Regions from separate parts of the Homo sapiens genome. Here regions 2 and 3 are each linked to region 1. The links are chromatin contacts, found by Hi-C or POLR2A ChIA-PET in ENCODE. All regions are on one chromosome and are shown on one strand. The core of a region is the stretch at or near the end of the contact, and the rest is flanking DNA. Distances in the headings are between cores, read along the strand shown.

The links. A loop is a pair of places that touch in the nucleus more often than their neighbours do. ChIA-PET counts read pairs that join two places held with the same protein, here RNA polymerase II (POLR2A). Pooled maps may share reads with other maps.
Region 2: a map of CD14-positive monocyte shows a loop between it and region 1 (2.2-fold over the local background). The contact joins two enhancer-like sites. A Hi-C loop is called at or near these places in 4 of 168 maps with a recorded cell type or tissue (CD14-positive monocyte, Caco-2 and naive thymus-derived CD4-positive, alpha-beta T cell), 27 of 37 single-sample maps with no recorded cell type and 13 of 50 pooled maps. POLR2A ChIA-PET finds 5 or more read pairs at or near these places in 8 of 52 experiments (AG04450, CD4-positive, alpha-beta T cell, Caco-2 and 4 more).
Region 3: a loop to region 1 is called in a pooled map, with 4 times the contacts of the local background. The contact joins two enhancer-like sites. A Hi-C loop is called at or near these places in 4 of 168 maps with a recorded cell type or tissue (CD4-positive, alpha-beta T cell, CD4-positive, alpha-beta memory T cell, CD8-positive, alpha-beta T cell and 1 more), 16 of 37 single-sample maps with no recorded cell type and 15 of 50 pooled maps. POLR2A ChIA-PET finds 5 or more read pairs at or near these places in 11 of 52 experiments (CD4-positive, alpha-beta T cell, Caco-2, GM12878 and 7 more).

The regions. Positions count from the first base shown.
Region 1 is chr5:56,146,541-56,150,682 of GRCh38, reverse strand. All of the region lies in intron 6 of ANKRD55 (ankyrin repeat domain 55), which reads left to right. It also overlaps the pseudogene RNA5SP184. Among named protein-coding and RNA genes, the nearest start is that of ANKRD55, 85 kb to the left of the region's middle. RefSeq lists a cis regulatory region at 1,713-2,213. Within about 2 kb of position 2,007, at least 4 of the 41 ENCODE cell types and tissues checked have a DNase peak (open chromatin) inside an H3K27ac peak, as active enhancers do; they include CD14-positive monocyte, CD4-positive, alpha-beta T cell and CD8-positive, alpha-beta T cell, where a contact is called at or near this core.
Region 2 is chr5:56,068,552-56,073,075 of GRCh38, reverse strand. No RefSeq gene overlaps it. Among named protein-coding and RNA genes, the nearest start is that of IL6ST-DT, 76 kb to the right of the region's middle. Within about 2 kb of position 1,720, at least 3 of the 41 ENCODE cell types and tissues checked have a DNase peak (open chromatin) inside an H3K27ac peak, as active enhancers do; they include CD14-positive monocyte and CD4-positive, alpha-beta T cell, where a contact is called at or near this core.
Region 3 is chr5:56,049,505-56,053,609 of GRCh38, reverse strand. No RefSeq gene overlaps it. Among named protein-coding and RNA genes, the nearest start is that of IL6ST-DT, 56 kb to the right of the region's middle. Within about 2 kb of position 2,754, at least 3 of the 41 ENCODE cell types and tissues checked have a DNase peak (open chromatin) inside an H3K27ac peak, as active enhancers do; they include CD4-positive, alpha-beta T cell and CD8-positive, alpha-beta T cell, where a contact is called at or near this core.

The sequences.
Region 1 (4,142 bases), core at 758-3,257:
CAAATGATTCATCCACCTTGGCCTCCTAAAGGGCTGGGATTACAGGTGTGAGGCACCACGCCCAGCCTATTTATTTATTTATTGAGACGGGGTCTCACTCTGTGAGGCCAGAGTGCAGTGGTGCAATCTCAGTTCACTGCAACCTCTGCCTCCCAGGCTCAAGTGACTCTCCCACCTCAGCCTCCCAAGTAGCTGGGACTACAGGCGCATACCACCATACCCAACTAATTTTTTTTTTTTCTGTAGAGGCAGAGTTTCACCATGTTGCCAAGGCTAGAAAACATTTTAAAGACCAAATTTATGATAATAACATATAAGGTTGTTTATTAATGCGTTAAATAAGATTTGATGGTAGGAGCACAAACTGCTACAATTGTTGAAGTAGTGAGACATGTAGTGATCTGCAATCACTAATGTAATAGCACTGTACCTATAATTTATAGAGGTGGCAAAGTCACAGGTACTGTTTATACTACTGTGGGTTGTTGCCTATATTCATAATTGAAAAAGATGTTAAATTTCAATTAGAAGTTAGTGAAAATAGGCCGGGCGCAGTGGCTCACGCCTGTAATCCTAGCACTTTGGGAGGCCAAGGCAGGCGGATCATGAGGTCTAGGAGTTCAAGACCAGCCTGGCCAATATGGTGACGCCCATCTCTACTAAAAATACAAAAATTCAACGGGCGTGGTGGCTCGCACCTGTAGTCCCAGCTACTAGAGAGGCTGAGGCAGGAGAATCTCTTGAACCCAGGAGGTGGAGGTTGCAGTAAGCCGAGATGGTGCCACTGCACTCCAGCCTGGGTGACAGAATGAGACTCCGTCTCAAAAAAAAAAAAAAAAGAAGTTAGTGAAAATAAAGATGTAATTATTTCTCTGATGAAACTCACACATCCTTATTTCTATCCATGGATAGAGCTCTTGCTCTAGTGGCAATTTCCAAAAAAAAACCTCCCAAAAGTATTTTGAGCAATGAGTAGAATAATTGTATAGCCTCCCAAGGTGATCTCCTTGGAACAGGAAGATTGTTTTATTTTAATTATTCAACAAATATTTGTTCAGTACCTGCCATGTCTCATGTGGGCTTCATCCCTGCTATGATGGAGTTCACAGTTTAGTGCAGAAGAATGTAGATGTTCTTTTTTTGTTGAAAATTAAATCTATCAACTTAGGCTTCTATTCTGAAGGCTTTGTTTTATAAGTTTGTTCTTGTTAGAATTGGCTCCTAGACTTCTATGGCCTAAGTTCGTTTTATTGTTTTTCTTGTCTGATTTAAATTATGAAAACTCCCATTCTAAAGTCTTTTTTTAAAAATGTCAGACATATTATTCTTATAATTATTACAGGGAGAAAGTGAGAGTTTTTAAAGAGTGTCGTTATTAGCAGCCCTTCCTAGTGCCCTAAAATCCAACCTCAGAGTATTCTTGGCCTTCAGTTACAGTCTTTGGCTATCGTGATGCTCACCGTCTATCTACTCAGTTTAGGAAATTCCAAAACAAAGACAATGAATTAATTTACTAAGCTTTCTGATGTATAAGATTGTTTTTCAAATAAAAATGAAAGAAAATGGCTTTCATTACTGTACTTGTAACACCATCTAGTTTTTAAAACTAGATCTACTTTTAAAGTACATATTAATTCCAATTTTTTATCTAAGGGAGACCCTCTATCACTTTTGTTGGGGGTGATCATATATGATTAGAGGATTAAGTATGTTAATTTTTAAATGTCAACCAGAGCCAAGCTGCTGGAAATTCTAGATCCTTCAAAGCATCTGGAATTGTTTACTGACCTCTCAGCCAGCAGACACCTGCTATAATTCTTAACCCTCCCCCTCCACCACCCCACCCCGAACCGCCAACCAAGACGGGGAACAAACCAAGCACCCAGCCACATCAACATTTCTCTCTGTGTGCCTTTCAGTGTTGTCTAGAGACACTCTAAAAGTACAGTTCTGAAACATGAAACCTGCTAAGCACTAAAGCAGATTTCTGGTTCAGAAAACACAAAAGTGGTTTTGAAAAAAAAAAAATGTTCTGAGAAGCTGATAGGACTTGTAAGCCTTTAACTGAAATTGTGGTGGCACAGGTTCAAGGCGCAGAATTACTCATCAACACAAGACACTGTTCCAAAGCAACCCTACTATGCACCCAACAGTTAGAACATACATTTTGTCTTATCAGCAATCTAAAATCAGATCCCAAGTCAACCAAAACTTAACATTTCCCCTCAAAACATTCTGGAGAGCTTATATTTTTAACTGAATATGTGTTCCTCCTCACTCTTTGAGCCAATCAATACTTTTTGATTTTCAGAAGAGTAGAATTCTCCCGTCACCAGGGCCATCTGGGTGTTTGTTGCAACATGCCTGATAGTGACTGCTAGATTGTCAGCTCCTAGATGCTTCGAAGGCTCAGTTTATCCCTCAGTGAAACTCCAGGAAGTAACTGGTTGGAAAGGTCTCCATAACTTGGACACAGATGGCTGTCTTATCCAACAGACTCTGATTTTATATTCCCTATGAGTCCAAGTGATCTTTGATAAGCTGCAATTCACTAATTAATTCTTCCAGTAAGCATTTCTTGAACACTTACTGTGTGCTCAGTGCAGGGAGCATACCATGCTGAATATGCCACAGCATCTGCCTTTATGTGCATCACAGCTTAATCGTGATTTCTGTCACTGCTTAGTACAGATACCAATTGCTAAGCCTGATGTTTGCCCCTTAACTGGTCACCAGAATTTTAACATAAGACAACTACAATTTCTGCGGGCCCAACAGAAGTTGAAGAAAGAAGAAGAAGAAAGGAGAAGGAAGCAGTTGTAGGAAAATGTTCCTAAATAAAGTGTGCAATACCAACCGCTGCCTTTGAGCTGCTTTTGAAAGCTTTGGTTTTCACATTATTAACTCTAAGAGGATTTATTCTTATTTCTCATCAGCCCAAATGAAAAAAAGAAAAAGAAAAAAAAGCGGCAGGAAATTTCCCTTTACTTGACTGAGTGTTCACAGCCCATTTATATTGCACAAGTATTTAGAAAAGTAATGAAGTAATTTGGGTCTTGATTTGGAGCCATTCAGAGGATCACCAGTTATTTTCAAGATGTTCTCAAGTTTTGTGGTGACGGTGAACTGGGTGGGAGAATATGTATTATGTATGTGTATATATCTTATAAAAATAAATGTTTGCCAACTGCACTTTCAGGAGGACCCTTGAGGCAATGCCAAATGAAACAAAAATATAGGGTACCAATCCTTACACTAGTAAGAACCATCATTTTAGAAAGTAAGACAACCTTGAATCCAGCTACAATTACAAAGAAAGGAATTTTTTAGCATCTGAGCTCATTCCCAAAATGAAATTCTACCACCATGATGTGTGGAAAGAACATTTTTTTCTCCAGAGTCAGAGAAACAAGTATTGAACCCTAGCTCTACCATGGACTCAGTCAATGGCCTTAGGCAAATTACTTAATCTGTATTTCAGTTTCCTTGCCTGTAAAATAGGCTTAAAACTACTAACCCCTTAGGATCATGTAAAGATTCTATGAGATAGAATATACAAAGCTCTTGGCACCAAGTAGGTGTATGAAAAATGATAGCACTCCTCCCACCCCACCCCTTCACCAAACTATGCAAGAGTTGGGTTTTGTGGGGGGGTTTCTTGCGGTTGTTTAAAGAGAATAACTCTTAAAGTCTGAAACTGTATTTAGGAGACAATAATTAACACTGCATTACCATTGTTTAATTCACAACCACATTTTCGCACTGAATTCCCACATCTCTAAATCATACTTCTGCATATACTCATTGCCATCTACCTCACGTTTGACAGTGCAGTGGTCTATGGCCAGAACCACCCTGAACGCACCTGACCTCAGAAGTTAAGCAGGGTTAGGCCTGGTTAGTAATTGGATGTGAGATAGTACAGTAGTACAAAGGACAAGATTGTTTGGAGCACTCATCAAAAATCCTGACAAGTTTCAGCTAATGAGTTGGTAACAATGATCATATCAGACAAGTTCATTGTCTATAAAGGAGAGGTCATGTTCTGCCTTTCTTCTGTGTATGATTTTAAAAAGCAAAGCCAAATTTTTACGAAGAAATTCGGCCGGGTGCAGTGGTTCACTCTTGTAATCCCAGCATTT
Region 2 (4,524 bases), core at 471-2,970, 77 kb after region 1:
AATGAAGATGACAATATGTAGTCAATTACCACATGGGATTAAATGAGATATTATATCTTAAATGTTCAGCACAATATCTTAAAACGCACACATAAGAAACTGGTGAGCCATGGGGGACTCTGGGGAAAAAGGTTAGGGAACAAGAATGGAAAGGAGACTTATTTTATGTACATCTCACTTCATGCCCTTTAATTTCTTTTAAATGTTTTACTGGGTTTCTTCAATTTCTTTCAAATGTTTTACCAATTCAAAAAAAATTTTTAATCTCAAAAAACATATGCCAAAAAAAAAAACACAAATAGAAATCCAAGCTGGACGCGGTGGCTCATGCCTGTAATCCCAGCACTTTGGGAGGCTGAGGCGGGTGGATCGCTCAAGGTCAGGAGTTTGAGACCAGCCTGGCCAACATGGTGAAACCCTGTCTCTACTAAAAATACAAAAAAATTAGCCAGGCATGGTGGTGGGGGCGCTGTAATCCCAGCTACTTGAGAGGCTGAGGCAGAAGAATTGCTTGAAACAGGGAGGCAGAGGTTGCAGTGAGCCGAGATGGCGCCACTGCACTCCAGCCTGAGAGACTGAGGGAGACTCCATCTCAAAAAAAAAAAAAAAAAAAAAGAGAGACATCAGTACAGAGCCTAGTACATATATGGCTACAGTATACTAATCTATCCCACATGGAATAAGACCACATTCTTTCTCACCCTGCTAAAAGAGTACAGAATAATTTATAATTTCAGTAGAAAGCCAAAATCTGCCAAAGCAATATTTTGAAAAATAAGATTTGCAAAGCAAATGCTGAAATCATGTTTAGCTTCTTAAGGAAACGAAGTTTTCAAATACTTAAAGTAGTTTTAGCAGCACCTATTTAGATAAGAACAATTAATTGTCCTCATTACAATTTTTTTCCTTAAGGCATTTGAGCAATCCCAGGAGGATTTCTACTTGTTTTCTCAGCTATTTAAGTATTAAGGAGTATGCTTTAAAATAATAAATTTATATTTACCTTTAAAATTATTGTCTAGTTTACATTTTAATTCAGATCAGATCTCTTTGAGACTATTCTGACTTACTGAGAGTTCATTGTAGTTGTATGCCTCAAAACAATTAACAAGTGTTTCTTCTCCCTACGTTGGACCTGAGCTTAGTTTGCTTTCCCTTCCTTCTTTCTTTTCTTCTTGTATATTCCTCCCCATTTCTTTCCCACACAAAATTTCCTATAAAAACACATTTGTGGATAAGCTTGCTATGTTCTTATCGGCAGCTCTGTGGTCTCCAAGCAAAGATGTCAATTCTAAAATGTTTCCCCAGAGACCCATGGATCAGAAGGTTGTTAAATCAGCCCTGAGGATCCCAGGCGCTGCCTTCCAGCCCTGGATCAGAGCCCTGTCCCTACTGGGTATTCACACTTACCTGGTTCCCCAGCACATACAACCTTTTGGAGGTCTGGGAGGGAATCACTGCCAGGAAGCAGCTGCAAGGACTCAGTTACTACAAGGCACCATAGCATATTGGGGAATCTTCCTACGTTCAACTGATATTTTACTTTTAAAAAATCTGATCATTTTACATTCTGTGTTAAATGATCATCAGCGGGCCTTGCCTTTTTTCATATAAACTCAACCTATGACTCTTTCCTCCTACTACAGGAAACCTATTGTGTGGCAAATATGCCAACACTGCTTCAATCTCAGAGTAAAATTACAAGAAAAAAAGAGGAAACACCCTAAGCCTAAACCACATGCTTGAGGTTTCATTTTAAAATAGGCAGATCCTATTCTAATTTTTCTCCAAGTCACGTGCAATATTTTTCTAGAAGTACATTTTGCTTTTTACTTTTCAGGTTGGAGATTGTTTTTCCATCTGGCTTTTCTGCTTTCAACTCAGTTACAAAACTGTAGTCAACATTTTCACAGGTTGTCAATGGAAACCTGATTATGGCTCCTCATCCAAGAAGAAAAAATAAAATTGAGTTGAATAGAGGACAAGATAGTACAGAAAATGCATTCAGATTTATCAGACTTTCCCAACTTCCTGCTGTTTGCTTTACAAAACAGAGCAAATCTCACATTCCTCCCGTTTAGTCCCAAAACACTTCTAGGGAAATTCTGTCACATGACAGCCAAGGATACCCAAATTTAGAGCCCTGCATGCTGAATGGGGACACATGATCACTTTAAAAAGAATGAGACTGGGAGCTATTATTTCTTCCAGATGGATATGAAGTCATTTTCAAAGAAATAAAGGCATTGATTTATTTGGGATCTTATCAACAGCAGTTCAAAGTGTGCAGTATCAAGGAGAAGGAAGAGGCTTAGTCTTCTAGGAAATGATGATGGACTCGGTATGGGAATTGAGACGATTTTCTACATAGCCGTGAATTAATGAAACTTAAGCTTAGGTGGGGGGCCTCACTTGCACAGGCCCCCGCTAGTGCTGGGGGTTAGTTGCTGGTAGGAAAGGGATAGCAGGTTACAATCAGGAACTGTTTCTCTGTAAGCATTTCTGGTAAAGTACTTAATCTCAGAAGAAAAGGATGTAGATCTCTGTGGCTCCAGTCATTTGTTGTGATTTATTTCCTCTTTCCATATATTTATTTTCATACCATCTTTTATGTTCAGAACTGTATGTTCTTTTCCTTAAAGAGAGCGCCTAAAATTGTATAAGCTTCAGGCCTCACATAAAATCTGGCTCCACCATTATTTAAGAATGAATAATTTTAATTTCAATTTATTGCCTACTCTCAGGTCCTCATTTCCTTAATTGGTGGCTCCCATATTACATTAAAACATTTCCTTCATTCAGCCAAGCTATGGATTGAACATTTAGAGGTGTGTGTGTGTGTGTATGTGTGTGTGTGTGTTGGCAGGGAATCAGTGATATTAGGGCTTTGAAGGGAGGGCTTTCTCTTTCTACTAGAAAATAGACTGTTATATTTTTTCCTTACTAAAACATTGACATGTCCTAAACTGGCAGTATGTTTGTGGTTCTTCAAAGTTATGGACACAGACCGATACTTCAAAGAAACCACCACCTCTACCCACCCTGTCCCAGGAATTTGCCAGACCAAGAGATGCTGTTAGAAAGAGCTTGTCACTGAATCTCCTCTAAGGATATAGTTGAGCACGTTACTCAACATTTCACCCTGTCTTTTTCCCAGGGGCTCTCCAAAGAATTTTTCTAGTCTTCGTTCCAGGAATGATTGTACTTCTTTTGGGCCACTGGCCTTTTAATCTTATCAACTATGTGAATTGTATAACCAGCCACAGTTCTCACTTTGAATTGTTTGTTAGTAAGCCCAAAGTTAAATCTGCAGCCAGGTCATGCCTAGTAATTATGGTGTGTTTTTGTAGTCACATTCCTGACTCCATTTTATTCCTTTATTTCTAATTATTATTCTTGATATGTTGTTACATTTTATATATCCTTTCCTGAGAGAGTAGGGATATGATTTAATAAACCATTCATAAAGGCTTTCTGGTTATAGTTTTATCATGGGTATCTGGATTTGTAGCAAAAAATCTTTGCATACCACACCAAAAAAAAAAAAAAGATTTTGAAAGAAGGTGACTGCCTGAGGTCAGGAGTTCGAGACCAGCTTGGCCAACATGGTGAAATCCCATCTCTACCAAAAATACAAACATTAGCCAGGCGTCGTGGCAGGTGCCTGTAAACCCAGCTACTCAGGAGCCTGAAAGCAGGAGAATCACTTGAACCTGGGAGGCAGAGGTTGCAGTGAGCTAAGATTGTGCCACTGCACTCCAGCCTGGGTGACAAAGTAAGACTTCGTCTCAGAAAAAAAAAATAAAGAAAGAAAGAAGGTGACTGTGACCTGATGTTATCTGCCTGTTCCTTCCCACTTGCCTTGTTCACACTCATACTTCTGCCTGCTCACTGGGAGTGTCAAGTGTGCCAGCATTTTGTCACTAACCTCAGAGAATATTAATGATGACAACTGCTTCTAACCCATCTTTGCCACACTCAGAATCTACGCTCCCTGTATCTCTCCCCACCCTCATTTCTAATAAAGCCCTGATGCTCTAAGGGCACCTGCAGGATCCCAGTTGCACGTAGGATATCAATCCCGTGTACCCAGGTTCAAGTGGATACAAATGAAGTTTCAGGGAAGGTTCTCAAGTCTGGAAGAGTGTGAAGGCACTCTGGCCCTACAAGTGGCATCTCAAGTAATTCAGACAGGAAAGAGATTCTGACCGTGGGAGGGGGAGGCTCAAACCCCCTGGATGTGCTTCAAGACTTGAGCTATGTTTGTGGGCACAGAAGACCTCCTGGAAGAAGCAGGCAAGGACAGACGTTAGGGTGGGGAAAGCAGTGGCCTAGCAGAGGAATGAGTCACTGGGTTAACCTGGGTCAAGCCAGTCTTCCTCTGGAGGGTCCAACCTCACTAGCCCCCATCTCAAACTTCTCCCTTAGTCAAGATTTCAGATTCAAGTCAGAGTGAGAACAGTCTCACCATGACCCCTGAATTTCTCGTTCTAATGTCCTTTTGCCCTGTGCCCCTATCACATA
Region 3 (4,105 bases), core at 1,505-4,004, 98 kb after region 1:
CTTTGCCATCTGTGAACAGCTTAAGCATTAACCAGCTTAGTGGAGGGTCAAGGTGACAGCCTTTTATACCCTGCCCTCTTAGTACCTAAGTTCTTGTCTGGCATCCAGGAAGAATCAGGTCACATAAACAGATTGAAGGGTAGTGTACAAGGAGGATTTTATTGAGTGGTGGAAGTGGCTCTCAGTGAGAAAGGGAGCTGGAAGGGGGATGGAGTGGGAAGATAATCTTCCCCTGGAGTTCGGCCATCCTCAGCCAAATTCTTCCCCAAAGTCCCACCCATCAAACCATCCCTCTGAAGTCAAACTGCTTTTCTCCGATGTCCAGCTGCTTCTTCTCTTCTCTCCTTCTCTGCCACTCTGCTCTGCTCCTCTGCCAGTGACCCTTGGGGTTTTTATGGGTACAGGATTGGGGGGTGTGGTGGGCCAGGGTGGTTTTGAAAAGGCAACGTTTGGGCAAGAAAACAGGAATGCATGCTCTCATTTAGGGCTGTGGGTCCAGGCTTGAGAGTAGAGCCCTTTCCAGGGACCCCATCCTTTTCTACCTAGTATTTCCCTGCCTCCTGTCCATATCAGGATGATGTTAGACAACCTAGTTATTCTTTAATCCATTCAAGTTACACTTTGGACACTCGGGACTCATTGACTTATCATTACTATTTATCTGGTCATTATCATAGCATTTGAATATTTTCCACAGAGTAGAGGTACAAAAGTAATCTGGCATGCTGACACAACACATATGGTATGTATTTGAGTATATGACAGACCACAGGGCATTGGCTACATAATGGTTTTGTTCTAGTGTTTGCCAAGCTGAAATCACCACACCATATGTAGTGACTTTAGAATTTTCTTTAAAATGAGTTATACTTTATCTCATCAAATTAATCTTGATCCATTGATATGAAAGTCATTCCCACTGATGTGATCAAAATACAATCTATGAATTTAGCACAAAACATGTTGAACAACTGAAACATGTTTAACAAAACATAATGTTTAGCAACTGATTTTTAAGATCAGTCCTGCTATAGTTTGAATATCTATCCTCTCCAAAGCTTGTGTTGTAATTTTTTTTTTTTTTTTTTTTTTTTTTTGAGACGGAGTTTCACTCTTATTGCCCAGGCTGGAGTGCAATCATGCAATCTCAGCTCACCACAACCTCTGCCTCCCGGGTTCAAGCGATTATCATGCCTCAGCCTCCCAAATAGCTGGGACTACAGGTGTGTGCCACCACGCCCAGCTAATTTTTTGTATTTTTAGTAGAGATGGGGTTTCACCAGGTTAGCCAGGATGGTCTCAATCTCCTGACCTCATGATCCACCCGACTTGGCCTCCCAAAGTGCTGGGATTACAGGTGTGAGCCACCACACCTGGCCTCGTGTTGTAATTTAATCCCCAATGTGACAGTATTGAGAGCTGAGGCCTTTAAGAGGTGCTTGGGTCAAGAGGGATTAATGGATTAATGGACTAATGGATCAACAAGTTTTCATGAGAGGGGACTGGTGGCTTTACAAGAAGAGGAAGAAGATGAGCTAGCATGCTCAGCCCCTGTACCACCTCAGGACTCTGCAGAGAGTCCCCATCAGCAAGAAGGCCCTCACCAGATTCAGCCTCTTGACTTTGGACTTGTCAGCCTCAGGCTTGACCTTCTTGCCAGCCTTATAAGAAATAAGTTCATGGCCGGGCGCGGTGGCTCACGCCTGTAATCCCAGCACTTTGGGAGGCCGAGGCGGGCGGATCACGAGGTCAGGAGATCGAGACCATCCCGGCTAAAACGGTGAAACCCCGTCTCTACTAAAAATACAAAAAATTAGCCGGGCGTAGTGGTGGGCGCCTGTAGTCCCAGCTACTTGGGAGGCTGAGGCAGGAGAATGGCGTGAACCCGGGAGGCGGAGCTTGCAGTGAGCCGAGATCCCGCCACTGCACTCCAGCCTGGGCGACAGAGCGAGACTCCGTCTCAAAAAAAAAAAAAGAAATAAGTTCATTTCTTATAATTGTAAAAAATAAATTCCTTTTTTTAAATCAACTACCCAGCTTCATGTATTCTGGTATAAGCAACAGAAAACAGACAAAGATAAACCCCAAATAAAAAACAAATAAACAAAAAAATCCAGAAGCTTTTATGTGATAAAGCTAATGATCCTAACCAACTCCAGTGAAGATCATTTTGGTTCTTTTCATAAAGTTCAATACCTATTTTATAGAAAAGAAAAGAGGTTAACTTAGACAAGATTCAAAGTGAGTAGATAGCATATTTTATAATAGACTCCTCATAGAATCATGGATCTCTTTGTGAAAATTTACAACTATGGAAAACATTAAAATAATGTGCAGATATTTATGTATATAACCAGCCTCACTGATTACCATCTAACTCGTGTTTAATCTCACTTAAAAAAAAAAAAGCATATCCTGCTGTGGCTGATCATCCACTCAAAACAACATGACTAAAATTCAAATAGAAACTCCCACATAAAATAAGAAGAAAAGAAACAAAAAGTAGGCAATGTTTAGATTGGAAGATAAAGATAATTTCAACTGTGGAACAAAGGAAACAAACAAAGATCTCTCCATGCCTTGAGGTAGATCCTATCTGATGTTTCTACCCCCTTAGGTATACTTTCTACTTTGCAATTCTCCTTGCTTGCTCTATTTTCAAACTATTTCTGTTAATATTATTGCTTTGCTTCCTCCTTACTTTGCAAACAATAGCTGCAACTCTTTCTGAGACACTCTGTTCACATTGCTTCTTTTTTTAGAGCTGCTTGTGCCTGAGAGGAAATGGAGCTACAAGTGTTTCCTTTCCACTCAAAACTTGCATTTTTTTTTGTAGTGGGGGAGATAGCTGAGGCTTATAATTTGCTCCAGACAGTTTGAGATAGCACTGAGTTTTCCAATATGCCTCTCTTGAAGTCCTTGTGTTATAAATTATTTATAAATTTTATCACAACTTCCAGGAAGCAAACTAAGTAAATTCTCCTGAAGCCAGATGGCTCAGCAGACTTTTCAGATGTTGCTGCTCTCTTGCAGCCTCCTGCTTCTGTTGCCCCACATCTCAAAAATGCATCCAACTAGAAAGTGCACAAAAAGCTCATCATTTCACAGGTTCCCAGCAAAAGTTCCTCCCCCATGAAGGAATATACAAGAAGGAAAAAAGTAATTTGACCCTGTCTTAAGCTTAAAACAGTGACAGCAGTCCTCCAACTTTCTCACCTAAGTGCCTCTAGGTAGGAATGCACAGCCCTGGGGACCTAGAGCATATCCCGACATTCTGTTTAATAATATACAATTGGCACTCCATATCCATGGGTTCTGCATCCATGAATTCAACCAACTGCCAATGGAAAATGTTCCAGGGGAAAAAAATGGTTGGCTGCTAGGCGCGGTGGCTCACGCCTGTAATTCCATCACTTTGGGAGGCCGAGGCAGGTGGATCACGAGGTCAGGAGTTCGAGACCAGCCTGGCCAATATGGTGAAACCCTGTCTCTACTAAAAATACAAAAATTAGCCAGGCATGGTGGTGGGTGCCTGTAATCCCAGCTACTCAGGAGGCTGAGGCAGAGAATTGCTTCAACTCAGGAGGCAGAGGCTGCAGTGAGCCGAGATCACGCCACTGCACTCCAGCCTGGGCAACAGAGCAAGACTGTCTCAAAAAAAAAAAAAAAACAATGGCTGCATCTGTACTGTGTACTGAACATGTAGGTACCTTTTTTTCTTCTTATTATTTCTAAACAATATAGCATAACAACTGTTTGCATAGCATTTGCATTGTATCAATACAAGAGGATCTGCATAGATTGCATGCAAATACAACACCACTTTATATTAGGGACTTGAGCATCATGGATTTTAGTATGCATAGGGGGTACTGGAACCAATCTCCATCATGGATATTGAGTAACAACTGTATATCTATGGTTTAAAATAAAAATGACATTGGGAGATTTGCAAAAATTTGATAGTAAAAAATGACTCTTCAGGAAAGTTGCTATGTTTATTGTATGAATCAGAATTCTTTTGGTTGTGACAGACCATATTTTGAACTTAAATACGATCTTAAATACCTTAGAAAGAAAAGGGCACCTCTTGTTTCATATAAGC